Regions from separate parts of the Homo sapiens genome. Here region 1 is linked to region 2. A link is a loop called in an ENCODE intact Hi-C map of the cell type or tissue named here. Cell type or tissue: heart right ventricle. All regions are shown on one strand. Each heading gives the region's core, and the rest is flanking DNA. Links, peaks and the distances in the headings are about the cores only.

Region 1 (6,109 bases), core at 1,389-3,888, 220 kb after region 2:
CAACCCTAAGTCAGCTGCTAATTAGACTGCATATTTATCTTTTTCTCCTCCGAAGTGCCTATTAACACTCAGCTGCCCACACACAAAAAAGCCTATGCAAACAGCTTCTACCAAGGCTGCTGTCCCTTCTGGTGGCTTTCCAGACCTCCCTCACACAATTTTCTTAATTATATCTTCCACCATCCCCAGCTGTACCCCTGGAGCAGCTGCCACTAATCCTAAATAAATATTTCCTGTTCTCCTTAGAAACAATTAAACTTAGCCTTTACCAAACCTTTGGCATCTGAGGCTCACACTGGTGGTGGTGCAGCAGTTGCTTTTTGTCCTTGTAAACTGAGCAGAGACTAATTCTATTCTTAAAGTCCTTTTTCTTGAAACAGAATCGCCTCTGCTGATGTGTCTCTAACCTTTTGGTTATGCATACTGAATTGATAGCTTAGAAAATCGCTCACAGCCGCTTTCTGCCCTCCAGGCAACATAGAAACATAGAAAGAGGTTGTGGGCCTGGGGCTGATTGAGGCTCAAGCAGAGCCTGACTTTTCTCCGCAGCAGTGGATGCTGATGGTCGGAAGCATTGGTTCCCAAACTTGGCTGCCTTTGGGAGTAACCTAGAGAGTTTTAAAAATGCTGATGCTTGGGCCCACTCCAAGAAATCTCATTTAATTGCTCACGGAGGTGACCATGGGCATTGGGATAGTTAAAAAGCTTCCCAGGTGACTGGTCTAAATGAACTCCCTTCACACACTTCCTGGCTCTCTGTCTAGGTCCATTTTTACCCTGTTTTGGTTCCCTCTGATTGTCAGTAAGGCCAAGGCAGAAGAGATTGGTATTCAGACCTTCTTTGTCAGCCTAGATCTGCTTTTAACTGCAGGTCTAGCCCAGGGAAGAGAATATCTAGCTGGTATATTCCCTCTTCCCCCGAGCCGGACCTCTACTTTCCTTTGCTTAACCACTCTCCAATTAGCACTTCCTAAGAATTTTCCCAAGAAACACATTTAGTTCAAAGGGACTCCCATGATGGTAGAACAGTCAACATTTCCATAGTTCCAAATGCAGTTGCCAGTATTTGACCCTGGGGAAGTCTTTAGGAGAGGGTGCTCTTTGGCAGGCAGCATTATGTCTGTGCAGGCCGTGCTGTAGCTCAGCACGGCCTGCAGAACTAATATGCCTTCATGTGGCCCATCTGAGCTTTTCTCTGCAGTCTTTCAATCCCTCTTCTGAGGCCCCACTTGCTGTGTGTTGAGACTAACTTTTAGGGATGCCTTTTCTTTGTCCGTTATCAATATGAAAACAGCAGATCCAGTGAGAGATGTAAGTTTGTCCTGTGGCTAAGCACTGAGAGCCTGGCTTCAGGTAGTCCTGGGCAGTCTCTGTTCCACCACTTCTTAGAGGCTGCCAAGCCAGCCTTTGGAAAGTCTCCTAGAAGAGTGAGAAATCAAATCGTTGCAGAGTGGCAATTCCCTGAAAGGCAGCTCATCCATCATTTTGACTTCATTCCATTTACAATAAGCACATTCAATTTTCCCTTTAATTAAGAACCTGAAAAGTACACCATCAGGCAGAAATACAGCCCAATGTGAGTTCTGGGTAAAATCTACGTGTCCTTGACAACAACAGCAATCTGAGTGTTTAGTTTTTCCTAGTGTTCCTGTGTGTAGAGTAAAGCAATAGTTTCAGGAACCACAGGTGGTAACTGTTGAACCTAATGGTTCTCCAACTCTCCTGGAGTGTGAGCTATCAGTCAGTCAACAGCATTTATTGAGCCTACACTCATTACTGAGCTGCAGAAAGCTTCAGAGTAAGTCAATAACATGTGCATTAAGGTTCACCATGATTCCCTTAAAGCTAATGTGAGTGGATGTGTGGGTGTGTATTCTCCCTTAAACATGTATGAGGTGATCCTGTAAACTTCATTCATTCTCTAATTCAGCTAACAGCTATTGAGCTCCTACTAATGCAGTTTACTGCTAGATTTTGAAAGAGTTGCAGAAATAAGACAGACGTTGTACCCACAGACCTTATGCTATAGCAAAACAAGGGAAAGGGAAGAAAAGGAAAGTTTAATGAAAGTGTAGTAACTGTCATGCAATGTTCTGGGCAGTTTACACTTTTTAGTTCATTTAAATCACACAGTAGCCCTTTGAAGTAGATATTTTTCATGCGCTCCTTTCTTCCAACTGGCTAGGAGATTGAGTAAGTTAACTAAGGGTACACAGTTCATAAGCAGTGAAAATGGGTCTGACTTCCTCTCTTCCCTTAGCGCTCCAGCGCTTCTCCGGGAGCATCCAAGGAGAGACACAAAGGTAGGGCATGAAGAGGAGGGAGACGTTTATCCTAGTTTCAGGAATTATGGAAGGCTTTTTCTAGATCAGGGACCCCAAACTCTTTTTAACTCTCAGTAATTGTTGATTGGGTATCTCTATAAGTGCCTAATACAAAACCTGTGGGGTCTTACCAAGGTGAGAGGAAAAGAACAAAGGTAGGAAAGGGGGAATAAGAGATGTGAGTTACAGCATGTTAAAGTCTGGCTGGCAGCAACTGCCGCTTGTGCACTCAGCTACTCTCATATCTGAGAAGTTACTTAGCGTTTACAAGTGGGTTTTCCCCCCTTGCTCACTAAAACCAGCTCTTAATCTTTAGATCAGTTTACCAAACACTCTAATGATAAGGCTGCTAATGAAACCTCTTTCCTGAGTACCCTGAAGGAGCTTGGAGAATGTTTTGGATGCTGCTTTTTAGATCTTTGAAGACAGCACCTTGGAATTCCCCACTCGGAGGGCTCCCCACTGTGCCTTCAGGAGCTCACAGAAATATCCCAGGGCAAAGAAACACATGGGGTTTCTCGAAATGAACTCACTACTTTCTATTATGGCCATGTTGAAAAATGTAGAACCTTTTCTTTGTTGTGTGTGTGTGTGTGTGTGTGTTTGGTTTGGAATAGAAAAGTGTTTTCATGATCCTTGGTGCAGGTTAAAAATAAATATTTTTTTTAATTCATTCATTTTCAATGGCAGTTTCCATTTATAATGAGCCAAGAAGCTCTACACCCTTTAATTTAATTGCCCTTCCCCCCATATTTCTTAGAGCAAAAGCCAAAGCCCTCACAATGGCCTACTTATTCAACATGATTTGTACCTTCTTCCCACCCCTTGCAGCATCATGCCATGACTTTTACTGACTTCACCCTTTATAACTTTCTTCTTTTTCATCCAGGAACATCCTGTTTCATTTCTGTTCTGCGCATATACTAGGCATGCTCCTGCCTCAGGGTCTTTGCACTAGCTGTTTCCTCTCCTGAAATGTTTCTACCCCAAAAACCCATATGACTCTTTCAGTTCCCCTTACCATTCTCAGCAGAGGCCTTCTCTGATCACTCTATTTAAAACGGCATTCCTTCCCATTCTCCTTCCAGACTTTAGTTTTCAAGAGTATTTATTACTTTCTAATAAACTAATTTACCTACTTTTTAAAAAACTTAAACCCCAGTAAAATGTAAGCCCCATGAAAGAAAAACCATGAGCATAGTACTCATGGCAGGGTGTTCAATATAGTTCCAGACAAATAGAGAGTGTTCAATAAATTTTTTAAAAAATTCCATAATTAACATTTAACATAGAGCCAGATCACCCCAGTAGCAAGGAGTATACCTACTTTTCGGGTCTTGTTTCTTTTATTTTTTTTTTCTTTTCTCCACATTCATTCTTTGTTTCTCCTGTGAATTGTCTGCTTCTGCTCTTTGACCATTTCTACTTATTTACTTACTTACTTAGTTGACAAATAAGAATTATATATACTTATGGCATAGAACATTATGTTTTGAAATATGTATACATTGTGGAATGGTTAAATCAAGCTAATTAACATATGCATCACCTCACTTATCTATTTGTGATGAGAACACTTAAAATCTACTCTCTTAGCAATTCTCAAGTATACAATACATTGCTATTAACTATAATATATTCACCATGTTGTACAATAGATTTCTTGAATTTATTCCTCCTGTTTAACTGAAACTTTGTGACCTTTGATTAACATCTCTCCAATCGCCTCCCTCTCACAGACACTCGGCCTCTGGCAACCACCATTCTACTTGCTGCTTCTATGAGTTTAACTTTTTTAGATTCCACATATAAGTGAGATAATGTAGTTTGAGTCTTTCTGTGTCTGGATTATTTAATTTAATAATATCCTCCAGGTTCATCCATGTTGTCACAAATGACAGGCCTTCCTTTTTTTTTTAAGGCTGAATAGTGTTCTATTGTGTATATATACCACATTTTAAAAATCCATTCATCCACTGATTGACATTTAGGTTGATTCCATATCTTGGCTATTGTGAATAATGTTGCAGTGAACACAAGAGTGCAGACATTTTTTCAACATACTGATTTTCCTTTGGGTATATACCTAGGAGTCGGATTACTAAATCATATGATATTTCTCTTTTTAATTTTTGAGGAAGCTTTATACTGTTTTCTGTAATGGCTGTATAATTTACATTCCCAACAGTGTGCAGAGTTCCCTTTTACCCACATCCTTTCTAATACTTGTTATCTTTCCTCTTTTTGATAATAGTCATTCTAACAGGTATGAGGTGATATCTCGTAGTGGTTTTAATTTGTGTTTCCCTGATGATTAGTGATGTTGAGCATTTTAAAACATATTCATATGGCCATTTGTATATAATCTTTTGAAATATGTTTATTCAGATACTTTGCCCATTTTTAGTGGGATTATTTATTTTGTTACTGTAGAGTCATATGAGTTCCTAATATATTTTGGCTATTAATCCCTTATCCAGATGTATGGTTTGCAAATATTTTTCCCATTCCATAGGTTGTCTCTTCATTTTGTTGATAGTTTAATTTGCTGTGCAGAAGCTTTCCTCCTTCCTTTCTTCCTTCCTTCCTTCCTTCCTCTCTGTCACCCAGGCTGGAATGCAATGGTATAATCACAGCTCACTGCAGTCTTGACCTCCCAAAATGCTAGGATTATAGGCATGAGCCACCATACCCAGCCTGCAGATGGTTTTCAGTTTAATGTAATCCCATTTGTTTATTTTTATTTTTAGTGTCTATGCATTGGGGGTTATACTAGATCTTGGTTTCTAATACCATTTCCTAAGAAAAAGTAGCAGGGCTACTTGGAGAAAAGGCTGATTCTAGAACTTGATAGAAAATATAGGAGATGAGCCTGAACTATATACAAGATGAGGCTGAACTATCTTGTAGTGCCAGAAAGTAAGGAAATACTAAAAAACCCCAAACCCAACCAACTAACCAGCCAACAAACCAATCAAACAAAATCCCAAAAATCCCTGTGTTGATGGGGGATATGTTAAAAGGACAGGAAGGCCAACTCAAAGAGCTCCCAATAGCCAAAGCTGGAACATTTTGAGCACAGATAAATAAATAAATAAATAAGTATAAGAGTGTTGAATTATAATGCAGAGTATGAAATAAATATTCATGAGTCCATACTGATATAAGTAAATGTGTGAATAAATACGTAAATAAGAGAGAAGAGACAAATCTCTCTTGCAGAAGAATTTCAAATAAATTATGTAGATATTCTGCCTCTACAGGAGGGCATGCTTCTTTACTCCTTAAGCGTGGGACGTACATAGTGCCTTTCCCTCCAAAGAGTACAGTCTAGAAAGGGTCAGGGAGTGGAGAATAACTTTACAGTGGAGGAAGCTGACAAACACTACCTCAGCCTGGTGTTCAAAGTCAGCATCAACAGTCATAAATCATGACGATAGTATGTACCCTTGGTACGATGTGATGAAAATGGCACTTTACCTCTGTGGTCTTCTTTTCTAAAACCCATAACTCGTTTAATTATGAGAAAAACATCAGACAAATCCCAATTGGGGCATGTTCTATTAAATCCTCAACCAGTACTCTCAAAACTTTCAAAGTCATCAAAAATAAGGAAAGCCTGAGAAACTGTCACAGCCAAGAGAAGCCTATGGAGACATGACAACTAAATGCAATGTGGCATCTTGGCTAGGCTGTGGAAAAGAAACAGACATTAGGGAAAGACAAATGAAGGAAATCTGATAAAGACTTTAGATAATAATAATGTATCAATATTGGCTCATTAA
Region 2 (6,109 bases), core at 1,359-3,858:
TGTTGGGGGCACCAATCTTGTCCTACTTCAGGTGAAAAGCAGGGGTGGGGGGTTCATTCTGAAGGGCTCCTTTGTTAAAATTCCTTCCAATTCCAGGAAAAACATGCACTCCAAAGCCATTATCTCTTTTACTTCTTACTAGGGGACTTCCAGGAAAGAGACAGAGGGAGCGAGAGAAAAAAAGAGGAGGGCAGAACAGCTGCAGTGAATTTAGTCGCCTCTCCAGTTGCTTTCCTTGTTGCAGAATATTTCACATCCCAGGATTTTCCTTCTTGTCCTCTGGACTGTTGATACACCCAAGATCTTAATATCCTTTCGATCACAGGTTAAAGACATGGGGTGGGGCCGGGGGTTGAGGGAGCAGAAAATTGTATTTTAAAGTTTTGTTCTATTTGTTTTATCAGCAATTAAAACTTTTTGTGGTCCCTACCCTGGGCCATGAGGCCACCCTGCTGTGAATTCAATCCAGCCTGACCAGCTAGGACAATGATCATATGAATTAATGGATCTTGATAGACCTCAGTTCCCCTCTTCTCGCCTCACTGAGCACAGCCCAGGCTTCAGTGGCTGCACGTGTGAGCATCCACTCCCACACTCTACCCAAATCACATGCTGAATTCATTGCACATGTGAGCCGTGCTGCACCTGTGGTCTGGAGATACCAGAGTAAATGTAGCTGTGCACCTCCTCTGGGTGTCAGAGGACCTGAGGTTGCTCCTCTGCCTCAATGAGGGGATCTTCCTTCTTCCCTCACATCTCTCCTCCTCTTTGAAGTCGGTAGCATGATTTGGACCCAGCCTCTTGGGAGAGGTGAAATACTCTTTCACTTTGGAACAGCTGAGGTTTGCTCATGGAATCGGAGGTGCTGAAGTCACAAGATCGTGGTGTGGGTGACGCTGGCGTTTCTTAGTAATGAGCCTTGCTGACACATCCCAGGAGAGGAAGTTAGGTTAGGGCAAGGCAAGTGAATGAAATTGATTAAAGGCTGCAACAGATTAAAAAAATTAATGTACTTCATTTAGGGTTATGATGTCTTCTTTCCTGGGTTAATCCATAGGCAATGTGGGATTAGGGCTCCTTAACCTACACCTGGAAGATTTCACGTCAGAGGAAGGTAAGATAGGGGAATCTGTAGGGGCTGGTCTGTGAGCCAGCATTGAGAGTTTAAATTGAGCCCCATAAGGAAAGCCTTCCTTATCTCCCATAACTAGGAATTACGATGGTGTCTGAGGAGGGGAGGCCTCTGGATGCAGGGTTTACTGTAAAACTGAAGGACAGCAAGGCTGATGCTCACAAGTGAGGGTGGAACAGGTATGGTAAAAGTGCTTTGCATTCAGCAGTCACTCAACAATGACTGAATTAAAGCTATTTTGTGATAAACTTTGTTTGATAGGCTACTGCCCCAGAATGTTTGCAAATATGCTCATTTTTGAGGTTCACAGCTGTCCTCTCCTTCCTGAGGTTCTACTGAGGCATCATTTACCTCCTGGTAGATGTGAGATGTGGTGATCACTATAGGGTAGGCAGCTTGGAAGCAAGGATTGGTGAGCAGTCTTTTGTTCTGAGTTACTACTGCAATGTAGGCCAAATTCCTCTAATTTTTTTTAAAAGACAGAGTGTAGATATTGATATTCTCATTTCCTTTGGAGCTAGAGTAACCCAGAGTAATAAAACCCCTTGGGCAAGCAAAGCAAACACAACTCAAGACAAACCACTTGCACGAGAGGCTTCAAATGGTGATTTAGATTTAGAAAGTTAAGTGATGGGATCTTGAAGACCACATATTCCTTGGGAAAGGCACATGATCTGGCCAGCCTGAAATGCATCATCAGCCCCTTTGAGGAGGTCAGTGACCCATGTTAATGTAAGGTATAAAATTCCAGGTTGTGGAATTCGGTGGTGCAACTCATGAGGGTTCCTACATTATAGCAATCTTTAAATGGTTTGATAAAGTTGAGAGAGAGAAACAAAACTGAAGATTCTTTTTTCTCTCTGAGTAATGAGACTCTTGGATGAAAGGCTTTTTCTATATATGGTTTTTAATCTTCATTTTCCACTTTCTGGTACCCAGATCGGCGCAGGGGAGATCTTTAACTTGGATAGCAGTTTGTATTTCTAATTCAGCCCCAGATTAGTCTCCTATTGTGTATATGAGATGTTGAACACAAAAGAAAACTGCCTGAGAGTGTGAGTTGTGGAGGTGGCTGGGCCAGATGCTTGCCTGAGTGATGAGCTGCAGATATCGGCTCAAGTGGAATACTAAAAAGGGCTGGTACATGACTCCAACATCATTGAATTTCCTTTTTCTCCTGCCAGTGGACATGACAACTGAGGATAAGGTGGCTGGGAGACCATGAGGGCAAATGTGACACAAGGCAGGAGTCTTGCCCGAGCTTGTCAGCTGGTTCTTATTTCCTCATGCTGCAGGAGCCTTCTCTGGTAGGGCAGAAAGACAATGAGATCTCCATGCGATTTTATGGATCAGTTTTCACTTTTCCAGATGCAAAGAGAGGAGCCATAATTACCTTGCATATGTTTTGATAGCATCCCTTGGGCAAGTGGAAGGGGTAACTCACAACAGATAAACTCTGCTTTTGCTCCAGAAATGTCTCCTGCATCTGCAACAGGGGGGTGTTGAGTGATGCTATAGGCAGCTGGAAGGGCTCATTTATTTGACCTAATTATTCCCAGTGTAGACCTGACTCATCATAATGGGCTCTTCTTCAAAGGAAATGAGAGCCAGATTGTCTCCTTGGCAGCAATGGAAAACAAATGCTATCCACAGAATGGCTGTTAGATTAAAAAAAGGTGCAACTTGCCTTTGGGGCCAGCTGATGTTTAATGATGTTACCAAGAATAGAGGACTGGAAAGAGAGTAGTGTCAACTTCTGACATTGTAGCTTTCTAAAAATGTTCTTAATAAAATTAACTTACCATTGGATGCCATGAACAAAAGTAACCACATACTCAGAATCCAAGGAAAAATGGAAGCCTTGGGGTGTTTTTATTAATAATCGATGAAATCTCTATGGGTACAATGGAGGACTTTTCACATAGAGACCTTATTATTTCTTAATCCTCTTGGATGCTCTATTGAAGGATTAAAATGATCTTTTTTTCCTAAGGGATGGAGAAATGGAGAAAGAGAGTTGAAATAACTCTCCTATTACCATCAAGCAAATCAAACACAGAATGGGACCAGCATGCCACATTCCCTCTGTGAAGCCTTGGAGTGCAACTGCATTAGCTCAATGGTGCATTTCACAACGTCACAACTTCATCTCAGATCATCACAAATTGTCCATATTGAAACCTGGGTGCAATGAGAATAATCACTTAAATTTTCTCTGGTCCCACTTTTCTGCTTTACAGTGGTAGTTGAGAATGTCATACCCCTAAGGACATGGGGAAGATGTGTCCTTGACTGATTGATCCCTGTGACACAGTCTGACACTTTGCTTTTGTTCAGCAATTCTCAAAGCACTGGATTGCAATGATGCCCTGTTGACAGCACTGTTCAAAAGTCGACCTGTTGTTGCTGGAACCTCCAAGAATACAGTGTTTGATCTCAGCCAGGATCCTGTCTTGGAAGAGGAGAGGGAATCCCAAAAACTACTTGTGAAGAAGATCCCATTGTTCAATCAAATCCTCGTCACTGTAGCAATCCATGCATGCCATTGCAGTTGGCATTCTGACACGTGTACACAGTGTTTTCATCTCTTCCCTGGAGTTGCAGCCAAAGCCTGAGATTCCTTTCGACACGACCCTGAAAAAACTCTGGGTTTGTGCTCCCCTCTGCTCTGCAATAACATACCAGCTCTGTGATGTGGCCAATGTTTACCTAGTTGGTGGGAGGACTTTTTAATATCAAAAGGAAAACATTTCTTCTGCATTCCACATAGGTAAGATGTGGTTTGCTGTTGTGCAGGGATAAGGATTTGGGGTGGGGAAGGGATGAAGAAAAGAAAAACAATCCCCCCACCCATGTTTTTTTTTGAAATTTTCAGGGCTAAAGTGATGGGTCAGAGTAGGTGAGCAAAAAAAAAAAAAAAATCATCAAGCAATGCGGGAAGATGAAAGATGAACAGACTTTGTTTTAAAGAGTCACAGTCATGACTGAGCATATGTTTCCTTTGCATTCAGTTCCAAAAATAGATGATTAGTAGTGAGAAGCAACTGGTTTCTGATACTTATCAGAGGTCAGTTAATATCATTTCCAACTGTTGGGGTTAGATATAGGGTAGGCTGTATATCTAATGGAAAGAGATTATAAAACTTCATGGTACCTTGGATTATATTTCACAAAGCTGTTTCTGGCCAGACAAAGCAGTTAGCTAAGTAAGAGGAATTTGCCCAAGGATAAAAGGGGCTGGTAAGTTGTAGTGATCTTTTTAGATACTCTCTGTTTTAAATAGTATGAATACACTGGCAGTTTATCAGTTATCATGGAACAGTGGGGGCCAGGGAGTGAGGGATGAGCAGGAGGGGACACACTGAAGACCAATTGGGTGAAGAAGCGGGTCCAGCTGGGTATAGAAATCAGTGCTCTATTTTCTCCATAGACCCCACAAATGGTAGCTTGCAGGCTAGAGATTCTCTGAACCTCTAATGTTACCTAGAAACCTGAAGAGGCTGAGGGTGCCCTGTTCTTAGGGAAAGAACAACCTTGCTTTAAGTTATGTTGTTAAATGTTTTGTCAGTTTGATTTAGTTTGTTAATTTCTCCAAAGCAGAATCTGCCAAGGACATTCCCAAAGATCTACTTACTTATTAGAGAAACCAAGAGAGTCCCAGCAGCACAGAGGGATCGAGAAGACTGAGAACAGAACTGGAGGTGAGAATATGGCCACAGGAGACCCCAGGACTTAACAAATGCACTGGTTTGACTTATTTTCTGGATATTTTCTGGATGTATATACTGCCTTTACTTCTCTTTAAAATAGGGGCAGTGCTAGAGGTATTGACGTTTCTTGAAATGTTCACAAGTCCTTGACACAGACTTCAGGGACTTGCAGTGATCTATGTAGACTGGATATGCTTCAAGTGGAAGGTTGTTGACTTTATTTTGGTCCCTAGGGTTAACATCCCACCTTATGGATTATTCAAGTTAAACTCTCAACAGCTGTTAGGGCTTTGTACTTCCACAGAGCTCAATCTTTCAGTTGACTGCTCATTGCTGAGCCCTGTACCATGCACTCTGGGAGTAATATAGGAAGTCTCTTCCTTAGGCATTGATTTGCAAAGGCTGAGTAGGTGAGAGTATGAAGGCGTGTAGGGGTATGGGCTAACTTTTTTTTTTTGATTGGGATCTCACTCTGCTCTCCACGCTGGGGTGCAATGGTGTGATCATAGCTCATGATAACTTCATACTTGAGCTCAAGTGATCCTTCAACCTCAGGCTCCCCAGTAACTAGGACCACAGGTGCATGTCACTACACCAGGACAATTTTTAATTTTTTGTAGAGACAGGGTCTCGCTATGTTACCCAGGCTGGTCTCAAACTCCTGGCCTCAAGCAATCCTCTGGCCTTGGCCTCCCAAAGTGGTGGGATTACAGACATGAGCCATCATGTCCAGTCTGATTTCTTCCTTTCTAATGTAGCTTTTCTTCTGAGGTTGAGGGAAACAATATAGTGCAGTTATTAGTATATTCTATAAATACTTATTGGGCATCTATCCTGTGACAGTCTGAGATTCAAAGGTTAATTAAGAGACAGAGAAGTCGTCAAATAATTTATGCTTGATTTACATTTCTCTCCTCTCACTAGACTCAGCTTCTCTAGCATAGCATTATTCTTCTTTACTTCCCAATCCCTGGCATCTAGCATAAACCCTGGCCTATAATTGGTACTCAACGAGTATTGAAATGATGTACAACAAGAAGTTTGCATTGATATTTTTCTTTCCTTTTCTCTAACAACTTTGCTTACACATAACAACTGACCATTTTCCTTCTATCAAAATAGAACATTTCCCTCTCTGGGCTGCTTATTTACCATTGTGTCTCTTACAGTTACTATGAGGAGGAATAAACCTTTCCCTTATTGGCAAGACTGCCTTGCTATTAGTACATATTATATCCCATAGAGGCAGAAACTTTTTATTCTTTTG

What was found. Hi-C counts contacts between places; a loop is a spot of excess contacts. Peaks named below come from ENCODE experiments on the same cell type or tissue, not always from the same donor. Only the 100,000 strongest peaks of a DNase experiment are listed, where the experiment ranks them.
Region 1: a loop joins it to region 2, with 2.4 times the contacts of the local background. A loop is called at or near these places in 11 of 110 quality-filtered maps.

What each region holds. Positions count from the first base shown.
Region 1 is chr1:219,571,350-219,577,458 of GRCh38, reverse strand. No RefSeq gene overlaps it. Among named protein-coding and RNA genes, the nearest start is that of LYPLAL1-AS1, 17 kb to the right of the region's middle. In heart right ventricle, for the core only: no CTCF peak of the experiment used is centred there; no DNase peak of the experiment used is centred there.
Region 2 is chr1:219,789,072-219,795,180 of GRCh38, reverse strand. It overlaps LOC105372926 (a long non-coding RNA gene), which reads left to right. Exons shown (of 6, transcript XR_001738473.2): 4 at 1-3,902; 5 at 4,733-4,833. Among named protein-coding and RNA genes, the nearest start is that of SLC30A10, 140 kb to the left of the region's middle. RefSeq lists an enhancer at 692-841. In heart right ventricle, for the core only: no CTCF peak of the experiment used is centred there; a DNase peak (open chromatin) is centred at 2,366.